2 separate regions of the Homo sapiens genome follow, and region 2 is linked to region 1. Evidence: chromatin contacts called from ENCODE Hi-C or POLR2A ChIA-PET data. All regions are on one chromosome and are shown on one strand. The core of a region is the stretch at or near the end of the contact, and the rest is flanking DNA. Distances in the headings are between cores, read along the strand shown.

Region 1 (5,557 bases), core at 1,243-3,742:
AGAGGCACATGGCTTGCTGCCTGGTGAATTGTGTCATAAACCATCACTGGATATGGCAGAATGCAGAGCAGTGGGGAGTCACAGGGAGCAGCTGGAACAAGAGCCCCTAAGACACCAAAACGAAGAAAACCCATATTGGCCACATGTCCTTCTGCTCTGTGCATGATGCATGCAAATGTCCTGGGGCAAATCCTTTCCTGTAACCAAGCATATCTCCTTCCCGACCCATCATTTGGCACAAATGACCCAAATAGTATACTGATAAACTGCAGACCAGTGTTCTACCATTGCTTAGGACTACAAACGTATTTCCTAATAGAAGTGGACACTTGCTGGGCCTTGTAAAATTTTCTGATACTATGCGACACGATAAGGGAACAAAGGAGAAAAGTATTGACAGCCATGCTGTTTAAAAGTAGAAAACGGGCTGGGTGCAGTGGCTCACGCCTGTAATACCAGGACTTTGGGAGGCTGAGGCAGGTGGATCACTTGAGGTCAGGAGTTTGAGATCAGCCTGGCCAACATGGCAAAACCCCATCTCTGCTAAAAATACAAAAAAATTAGTCGGGTGTGGTGGCATGCATCTGTAGTCCCAGCTACTCGGGAGGCTGAGGCAGGAGAATCGCTTGAGCCTGGGAGGCGGAGGTTGCAGTGAGTTGAGATCGTGCCACTGCACTCCAGCCTGGGTGACAGAGCGAGACTCCATCTCTGAATAAATGAATGAATGAATGGGATCCATTTTGAATTCCAGAGATTCTGATAGAGCTGGAATTCAAGTGGGTGGAGCATACCTGCTAGACTCTTGATGGATGCTTCTCTGCAGCTGAGCATTTCTTGTATCTAGAGGTATTTTTGAAAGCTTCCTGAGTATAACAATCACCTGGGTTGCCTGGACGCTCTGGCTTTCTGGGCCCCTTCCCAGCAAGGCCTGGGTTAATGGATCATGGATGCAGGCTGAACAGCTGTCACTTTAGCCAGTCTCCGGGTGATTGTTATCACTAGGCAGGTCTGGGGAAACACTGCCTGGAGTCATACTGAGTCATACTGAGCACAAATATTTTTGCCTCAGCGTTCTGGGAATGCTTAACCTTGTTGAAATGAGAACACGTAGAGTTTTAGCAAGGATATTTTCTAGTGCTTTAAACTCATGGTACTGGAGATGGATAAACATTGCCATAGATACTTTTGTCAGTAGATGTGAAAAGGCGTTTGTTCAGTGTTTATAATGAAGGAAGAACTGGGATGGTGGGTGGCAAGGCAGCGTTGGAGGAAGACAAAGAGTAGGTTTGATTTTTTGTTTCCCCTTCAAAAATCTGTCAAAGCTGTCCTCAGTCACATAAGGCACAGGCTGATGAAGGCAAGAGCACATGGGCTGTGATGGGAAACTCTCCAGATGGTAGACAACTTTCAACACCAACATATTGTTGTTTTATGAAGGCTTCATTTATTTGCTGAGCTAGCTTGTGGTATGTGGAACAGGATGTGTCTTGCCCTGGGCAGTTGAGCGCTTAGTGTATTAAGGGCTCTTTATCCTCGCCTGACCCCACATGAACCGAAGAGGTGCTTGCATGAATTAGTACAGGACCACCAGGGTGGAGGGTGGGGTGGAGTGTGTGTGTATGTATAGGTGTTGGGGGTAATGTGTTATGAATAGCTGGATGCCAGGGGAATGTTCTGGGAAGTGCAGTCAGTTCTTTGAGCAGTGTGGATTGCAGTTGCCTCAGGGAGCTCTTCTGAGTGGCATAAGGGAGTGGGTGCCTCACAGTTGGCCCTTCTCGGCAAGTGGCCCATGGGTCCTTCTTGAAGCAGGACTATTCTCAGTTCTTCTAATATTAGACATGTTCCTGTTTGCCTCCCGAGTTGCTCTCCAGTCTTCTATTTTATTTCAATGAGAGCTGTCAGTTTTTCTTCTAAAAGCGTTCTTTGAACACTCTGCTTTCTTTGAGCTGAGTTCAACCTGCCAGGAACTCTGCTAGTTCCACGACAGGTACAAATATCAAAGGCAAATTGGATCTCACAAAGTTCCCCGACTGTATCTTGCATTTCAGAGTTCAGAGAAGTTTCTTTAACGAAATGCAAGAAAGATGGATGTTGTTGAAGCAATTTCAGCAGTTCTTTGAAGTGGGTCCTTTCCTGGACCCCAGAAGATGTAAATTTTTTTTTTTTTTTTCCCCTCAAAATTAAATGAACATGCAGTTCTTAAAATGACCTCTGGGTGGAGCTCGTGGTACTCACAAAGAACACTAGCGGCGTTGAAAGCTTTTATGCAGCTTTCTACTCCGGCGTTGTTTTTGAAAAAAAAAAAATTTCTTGCCCTTTTTCTCTGCTGTCCTCGATTTGATTGCCTTTTAATAGTCAACAAGAAAGGAGAGACTTTGCCTAATAATTCCTTGAATCTTAGATGGAAATCTCCCACTATCTTAGGGTTTTGTCTTTCTGATACTGAGTAGCCCCTGCATTAAGAAAGGATTTGCCTGCATTTGAAGTGGAGGTGAATAACTCGCCTGCTCTTCCTGGTATGACTTGGCACTGTTCTTTGGGCATGTGTTGTATGCAGTGTATCACCCAGGCGGAAGATTTCTCATCAATAATAGTGCCCACACTGGGCCAATGCTGAGTCACTTGGCAACCCATTGGGAAAGCTGGAAAAATGTTCTGATTTGTGAAAGGGAGAAGCTTTTCTTTCCCTCACCATGAAGCTCTGGACCGCAGCTAATTACAGAGCCTCCTAAGAAGTGTTAACCTCAGCATTCCATAGTGACCGACCTCCTGAACCGGGCAGGTACAGAAAGCTGCAGTGTTCTGAGGCCTAATACCTTGGCTTTTGTAGCAATGACCTCGTCTCAAAATGGAAGTGTGTGGATGTGGCTTTGTTGTACTCTTTGCTAGGGGTGTTCACTGTAAAAGATAAATGAGGATGCCTCTGCTCCCGTGAAGGGTAAATTTGTTTTCTCTGTCTCCCTGCCTTTTCCTGCTCATCTCTTAAGAGGTCACGAGTAGTTTTTGTATTGTGAAACTGATGGTGTAGGTTTCAAGTGGAAATTTAGTATCGTGAAATAAGCACCGCTTTTTGTTTAGGATTCTCTGTTCCCTGCAAGCATGTGCTCTTATTGTAAATAAGCAGCAAAGGACAGGGCATCTGTTATTTTTCTGGTGACCACAGCTGTTGAATGAGTGTCAGGTGATAAAATAATGATTTTAGGGGTGTCTTCTGGAGGATTTGCCCTTGCCAGAGTAGAAGAGGAGGATCTCAAGGTCGCTACATCAGGATTCTGACTGAGACCTGGCAGGAGAGCGTCAGATCAGGAGGAGCAACTTCCTGAGCTTGGCTTATCTCCAGCTGGATTTGACTATATAGCCAAAAAGCTGGATCCCTTCGGAATTATTTGTTTGTTTGTGCTCTTTGCCCCTGGGACCTAAGTTTGTCAGGTCACATCCAAAGAAAAATAGCAGGATGGGACTCACAGGGAGGTGGCATCCTAATGATGCTCTGAGGGAGTGGCCTTAACCTTGGCCACAGCAGGTGCAGAGAAGTCGGCTGAATGGTCCTAAATTTATTGGCATGTGACTCTCACACACAGGCTTTGAGTGAGGTGGTGAGAGTTTTCTTGCAGAGGGCGAAACAGAGGTGTAGCCCACTTCTTTGGCTTTGTCTCTAAGCTCTACCAGGCCTAGGTACTGGACTTCTCCCAGGTATGCGGTCAGGGCTCTGCTTATATCCGGAGCCTGGTGGTTCTCAAGGTGTGGTTCCAGACCAGTAGCAGCAGTGGTCCCTGGGAACTCATTAGAGATGCAAATTTTCACATCCCCACCTGCTGAGCTCTGGGAGTAGGGCTCAGTGCCTTGTGTTTTACCTGGTGATTCTGCTGCGTGAAAAGGGTTGGGAACCCCTGTCTTGTCCTTACCACTTCACAGCACACCTGCCTGACTTCCAACTGCAGCCTCCTGCATTTTGGCCAAGAGCATTCTCTCCCTGCTACAGCCTGCTTTGCTACTCATAAAGAGGGCCCAAAGGACGGGGAATGACCACACCTTCCTCAGAAGTCCTCACCCAACAGTTGATGGGAGTTGCTGTGTGTGGCCCCCGCTCCCTCATCCCTCTAGTGCGTGTTCCACATGGGCTCTGGGAGCTTTTCCAATGGGCTAGAGCTATTATACTAGCTAAGATACTCGTTGCTGACTGCCTTTCTTTCTCTACATATTTCCTCTTTCTCCTACCAGTGTTTCTTTTGCTGCCCAAATGAACTGCTCGCACTTGAATCCTTGTCTTAGAGTCTGTTTCTGGGGGATTCCCAACTAGGACACAGCCCCTGGGGGTATACGCTTTCCCAGTGCTTCCTTGCCTGTAAGGCAACAGCACATTTCACCGAGTCTGGTTGCTAGCACTGCTTCAGCAGACTCAATGCCACAAACATTTCTAGCACACCAACAGCATGCCAGGTGCTGAGCCGGGATTCGGACTCAGAGATGAGCAGCCACAGTCCCTTTTCTGCGGGGGCCTTCAGGCTCCTAGGAGAGAACAGGAGGCCATGGATGCAGGGCAGACCAGGAGAAGTGTTAGGTAACGTGATGGAGACGAAAGGGGTCCTGGGAGTCTAGGGGAGCTCAAACATGACATGTGAGGGTGCCTTACTTGGGAAGTGCCTACTCTGCCCCTTTCTCTCTTCCTCTGTGGTGTTCCCACACCCTGTCTTGCAGCCTTGTGGCAAGTCTTCCTCTTCCTTCCTTACTAATCCCAACTCTGCATCTGGCTGTCACTTCCCCTTGATACCTTCACTCCTGCTTCACCTCACTGTGCATTTTAAATTGTTTCGTAGGAGAAAAGAAACAGAAGGGCTTTCATCAAACTGTCTCCTGCCCTTTCCAGTTACAGATTCTAGCACATTTGCATAACCGCTCAAGAATGCAGTCACCCTGCGTCTGGCATCCACTCCAGGGCTCACCAGGGACAGTGACTGGTAGACCAGCATGGAAACCGCGGGCTGTGGCTCCCTCCCATGTGCCACCTTCCCGAGCTTGTCCCTTCTCTTTGGCTCTATGTCTCTCTCACACACATGCAGGCCAAGATGGCGGCCTTCATACTTGTATCTCTTTCCTCTCACTGGCCTCAACAGGAAGTATGGTATAGAGGTCAGGAGTATAGACAGGTGAGAGACTGCCTAGTTTCCAAGCCAACTTCTACACCTTATTGACTGTATGACCCTTTGGAAATTACTTAACTTCTTCCACCCTCAGTTTTCACATCCATAAACTGGGGAGATTGGTCCCTGTCTCAGAAGATTTGTTATGAGGATTAAAAGAGCCACTGTGCCTAAAGTACTTATAAGAATGCCTGGAGCATGAGAAAGGCTCCCCAAGTTGTCAGCCGTTTGGTCCAAACTGCTGTGCCTCTGGGAGGGGAGGCTTTGGCTGGACCAGACGGTGAGAGGAGGGATATTTGTGAGCAGCCCCTGCTGAGAGGGTGTTGGAGGGGATGCATTTCTTTTCTCTGGATTTTGGATTTTGTGGTTTTGAACAAATTCAGTATTGTCGTTGTGATATATATTTTAAACACAAA
Region 2 (5,557 bases), core at 1,150-3,649, 1.3 Mb after region 1:
GTAAAAAAGGCTGGGCATGGGGCTCACGCCTGTAATCCCAGCACTTTGGGAGGCCGAGGCGGGCAGATCATTTGAGGTCAGGAGTTCGAGACCAGCCTGGCCAACATGGTGAAATCCGGTCCCTATTAAAAATACCAAAATTAGCCAGGTGTAAAGGCATCCACCTGTTGTCCCAGCTACTCAGGAGGCTGAGGCAGGAGAATCGCTTGAACCCAGGAGGCGAAGGTTGCAGTGAGCCGAGATCGCACCACTGCACTCCAGTCTGGGTGACAGAATAAGACTCCGTCTCAGAAAAAACAAAAAGAAGAAAAGTAAAAAAACAACAGATGTTGGCAAGGTTTAGGAGAAAAGGGAGCACTTATACACTGTTGGTGGGAATGCAAATTAGTTCAGCCCCTGTGGAAAGTAGTTTGGAGATTTCTTAAAGAACAACAACAACAAAAAAAAGGAATTACCATTTGACACAGCAGTCCTACTACTTGGTATATACCCAGAGAAAAATAAATCATTCTACCAAAAAGACACCTGCACTCATATGTTTATTACAATAGTATTCACAATAGCAAAGACATGGAAGCAACCCAGGTGCCCATCAATGGTGAACTGGATAAAGAAAATGTGGTACATACACAACATGATATACTATACAACCATAAAAAAAGAATAAAATCACGTCTTTTGCAGCAACATGGATGCAACTGGAGGCCATTACTCAAAGTAAATTAATGTAGGAAAAGAAAACCAAATACTGCATGTTCTCATTATAAGTGAGTGGGAGCTAAGCATTGGGTACACATGGACACAAAGATGGGAATCATAAGCACTGAAAATTCCAGACTGGGGGAGGGAGGGAGGGGATAAGGGTTGAAAAACTACCTATCAGGTATTATGTTTCCTCAGGGGCTTAGTGTGCTCTTATTAGTGGAGGCTATAGTGAAGTTTTGCTGGGTAGTAGGATGCCAGGTAGGCCAGTCTTCAGGCACCAGTGGTGGCAGCAATAGGCTGCTGTGCCAAACCTCAACATCAGACAACATACCCATGTAACAAACCTGCACATGTACCCCTTGAATCTAAAATAAAAATTTAAAGTATTTTTTATAAAACAAAATATAGAGTGTTGAGTATTACAATGTGGAAGGAGTAGAATGCTATGAGGGCACACAAAAGATGAACGTTATCCAGGTTTAGCAATAAGGTAAGGCTTTCGAAGTGGAATGACCTATAAACAGAGGTTAAATATAGTGGTATGCTAGTAAAATGGCTTTCCAGAAAAAGGAACTAAAGTCTTTATTTGCAATGTTTGCCAATTTCCATAGCGTAAATGTTCACACAATAGACAATTTTAAGCTACTAATATGAAAACACTGATCATGAAATTTGGAAGACAAGTAAAGAATCAGCTCTCACAAGCTAGTACAAGCTAGCTCCAGTGAACCACTGGAAATGCCTCATGAATTGTGATACACTCTCTTTCTTATCCCTCCACCCTAGCCTTTGTTTAGGTCTGTATGATGCCTCATCCATATTACTGCAATAAACTCGAATTGACCCACCATGGCTGACTCACTCCTGGGTCTTCTCCTAGCTCCCTCCCAGTTACATGCCCATCACACCTCTTCTGTGCAAAAACCTTTGAGTGATGTACCATTGCCTATAAAATCAAAACTTTATAGTCTGTCTGGCCTGCCTATTCAACCTCAACTTACACCACCTCCTTCCATGCCTGCTATACACTAGCCATGCTAAATGGTCATCACTGACCTGTTAGTCCTAGAATACACCATCTACCCACACCTCAAGACTAATAAGATTTGGGACTCAAGGAGGAGCAAGATGGTTGAACAGAAGCCTTCAATGATCATCCTCCCTACAGGAACACCAAATAGAACAACTATCCACACCTTTGTAAGAAAAAAAGCACCTTCATAAGAACCAAAAATCAGGTAAGCAATCAAGGTACCTGGCTTTAATTTCATAAAACAGAAACAGGCACTGAAGAGGGTAGGAAAGGCAGTCTTGAATTGCCACCACTCGATGCCACCACTCCCCCATCCCCTAGCAGTGGCATTGTGGTATTAAGAGAGAATCTGTGCACTTGCAGGAGGGAGAGCACATGACTGTGGGACTTTGCATTGAAACTCAGGGCTGCTCTGTCACCATGGAAAGCAACGCAGGGCAGAATTCAGCCAGCATCCACAGAGGGAGCATTTATGCGAGGCCTAGCCAGAGGAGAAATATCCATCCCAGTGGTCAAAACCTGAGTTCTGGCAAGCAGCAGTTCAGTGCTCCAACTAAAATGCTCTGGGGTACTAAATAAAGTTGAGAAGCAATCCAAGCCACAAAGGACTGCAAGTCTTGGCCAAGTCCTGCTGCAGTGCTGGGCTTGCAGCCAGTGGACTTGAGACATCAGCCAGGGCAGCCAAGGGAGTGCTTGTGTCACCCTTCCCTCAACCCCAGGCAGCACAGCTCACAGCTCTGGGAAAAACTCTTTCCTTCTCCTTCTCAAAGAGAGGAGAAGGAAGAATAAAGAGGACTTTGTCTTGAACCTTGGACACCAGCTCAGCCACAGTAAGATAAGATATTGGGAAGAGTTCCAATACACCCATTCTAAGCCCTAGCTCCGGGATGATATTTCTACACACACCCATGGCCAGAAGGAAAACCACTGCCTTGAAGGAAGGGACGCAGTCCTGGCAGGATTAATCGCCTGCTGACTAAAGAGCCATTGTAGTATTCACCATGGGCCTGGGATAAGACTCAGACATGCTGGCTTCAGGGATAACCCAGCACTTTCATAGCTGTGGTGGCTAAGCAAAGAAACTTCTTCTGCTTGAGAAAATGAAAGGGAAAAGTAAAGGGGCCTTTGCTTTGCAGGTTGGGTACCAGCTCAGTTGCCGTGGGGTAGAGTACCAAGTGGACTCTGGGGGTCCCTGATTCCAGGCCTTGACTCTTAGACAACATTTCTGCATTTGCCCTGGGCCAGAGGGGAACCCACTGTCCTGAAGGGAGAGTCCCAGGCCTGACAGCATTCACCAAAAGCTGACTAAAAAGCACTTGGGCCTTGAGTAAACATTAGCAGTAGCTACACAGTACTTGCAGTGGCCCTGGGGCAGTGGTAACCATAGGAAGAGATGATTCTACTTGTGCAAAGAGGAGAGAAGAGTGAGAAGGACTTTGTCTTGTGGCTTAAGTGCCAGCTCAGATACAGAAGAACAGAGCCATAGATAGATTCCTGAGGTTTCTGATTCCAGGCCCTGGCTCCCAGATGGCATCTGTGGGCCTGTCTGGGGCTAGGGAGAACTTGCAACACTGAATGGAAGGACACGAGCCTGGCTGGCTTTGCCACTTGCTGACTGTAGAACCTTAGGATGTTGAGGAAACATAGGCAGTAGCCAGGCAGTGGTTACAGTAGATCTTAGACAAGATCCAGTACCGAGCTAGCTTCAGATATGGCCTCAGTACAGTCCCAGTGGTGGTGACCACAGGAGTGCGTCTATCACCACTGTCCCAACTCCAGGCAGCTCAGCACAGAGAAAGAGACTGTTTAGGAATAACTCTGCCTGGTAATCCAGAGATTTCTTCTAGATCTTATCCAAGCCGATCAAGGCAGTACCTCTCCAAGTCTATACAAGCCATAGCATTACTGGGCTTGGGGTGCCCCCTAATGCAGATACAGGTGTAGAGACCAAAAACTTAGATTACAACACTGATATAGTTTGGATATTTCTCCCTGCCTAAATCTCATGTTGAAATGTAATCCCCAGTGTTGGAGTTGAGGCTTGATGGGAGGTGTTTGGATCATGGGGCCAGATCCCTCATGAATGGCTTGGGCCATCTCCTTGGTGATAAGTGAGCTCTCACTCTGACTTCACATGAGATCTGATTGTTAAAAAGTGTGTGGCACCTCCCCCCAACTCTCTCTCCCTTGCTCCTGCTTTAACCATTTGATGTACCTATTCCTCCTTCACCTTCTACCATGATTGAAAGCTCCCTAAGTCTTCACAAGAAGCTGAGCAGATGCCAGCACCATGTTTCCTGTAAAGCCTGCTGAACCATGAGCCAATTAAACCTTTTTGCTGGCCAGGCATAGTGGCTCATGCCTTTAATCCCAGCACTTTGGAAGGCCAAGGTGGGAGGATCACTTGAGCCCAGGAATTCGAGACCAGCCTGGGCAACATAATAAGAACCTGTCTCTAAATAAATAAATAAATAAAAATGAACCTGTTTGTACATTACTCAGACTCAGGTATTTCTTTATAGCAATGCAATGACTAATACAAGGAATTGCTACCAAGCAGTTGGCCATTGCTATAAAGATACCTAAAATGTGGAAGCAACTTTGGAACTGGGTAATAGGCAGAGGCTGGAAACTTTGGAGGGCTCAGAAAAAGACAGGAAGATGAGGGAAAGTTTGCAACTTCCTAAAGCTGGGTTAAATGGTTCTGACCAAAATGCTGATAGTGATATGGACTGTGAAATCCAGGCAAACAAGGTGTCAGATAGAAGAACTAATTGGGAACTGGAACAAGTCACACCTTATGCCTTAGAAAAGAATTTGTGTGCATTCTGTTCATGCCCTTGGGATATGTGGATGTTTGAGCTTGAGAGTGGTGACCTAGGGTATGTGGCAGAAGAAATTTCCAAGCAACAGTGTTCATAAAGTAGGGTGGCTGCTCCTAATAGCCTACGCTCAGACAAAGAAAGGACTTAAAATTGGAATTTATATTTAAAAGGGAAGCAGAGAATAAAAGTTTGAAAATTTGGGTGCCTAGCTGTGTGGCAAACAAAGAAGAAGCTTTCTGGGGAGAGAAATTCAAGCAGGCTTCAGAGCAACCACTTGCTAGAAAATTTTGCATAGCTAAAAAGGAGTTAAGTACTCTTATCTAAAACAATGGGGAAAAGGCCAGGAAGGCATTTCCAAGACTTTGTGGCAACCTCCCCCCCCACAGCCCCAGGGGCCTGGAAAGGAAGAATGGCTTCTTGGGGCAGGCCCAAGGCCCTGCTACCTTTGTTCAGCCTTGGGAGTCTGCTACTTGCATCCCGCCATTCTAACTCCAGCCTTGGCTCAAAGGGGACCAGGTACAGCTCAGGCTGCCACTTTGGAGAATGTAAGCCATAAGCCTTGCTGATTTCCACATGGTGTTTAGCCTGTAGGCATGCAGAATGCAAGAATGAAGAACACTTGGCACCCTCCACCTAGATTTCAGAGGATAAATGGAAAAGCCTGGGTGCCCAGACAGAGGACTGCTACAAGCGCAGAGCCTCTTCAGAGAACCTCTACTAGGGAAATGCCAAGGAGAAATATGAGATTGGAGCCCCCATACAGAGTCCCTACTGGGGCATTGCCTAGTGGTGCTGTAAGAAGGGGGCCACCATCCTTCAGATCCCAGAATGGTAGATCCACTGGGAGCTTGCACCCTGCACTGGGAAAAGCCACAGTCACTCAATGTGTGAGAGCAGCCATGGGGGCTGTATCTAGCAAAGCCACAGGAGTGGAGCTGTCCAAGGCCTTGGGAACCTACTCCTTGCACCAGTGTGCCCTGGATGTTGGACATGG

What was found. Hi-C counts contacts between places; a loop is a spot of excess contacts on that map. ChIA-PET counts read pairs that join two places held with the same protein, here RNA polymerase II (POLR2A). Pooled maps may share reads with other maps.
Region 2: a map of sigmoid colon shows a loop between it and region 1 (4-fold over the local background). The contact joins two enhancer-like sites. A Hi-C loop is called at or near these places in 1 of 168 maps with a recorded cell type or tissue (sigmoid colon) and 5 of 50 pooled maps. POLR2A ChIA-PET finds 5 or more read pairs at or near these places in 1 of 52 experiments (activated naive CD4-positive, alpha-beta T cell).

The regions. Positions count from the first base shown.
Region 1 is chrX:22,133,884-22,139,440 of GRCh38, forward strand. The region is part of intron 12 of PHEX (phosphate regulating endopeptidase X-linked); the gene reads left to right. Among named protein-coding and RNA genes, the nearest start is that of PHEX-AS1, 36 kb to the right of the region's middle. Within about 2 kb of position 2,493, at least 12 of the 41 ENCODE cell types and tissues checked have a DNase peak (open chromatin) inside an H3K27ac peak, as active enhancers do.
Region 2 is chrX:23,432,137-23,437,693 of GRCh38, forward strand. No RefSeq gene overlaps it. Among named protein-coding and RNA genes, the nearest start is that of PTCHD1, 100 kb to the left of the region's middle. Within about 2 kb of position 2,400, at least 6 of the 41 ENCODE cell types and tissues checked have a DNase peak (open chromatin) inside an H3K27ac peak, as active enhancers do.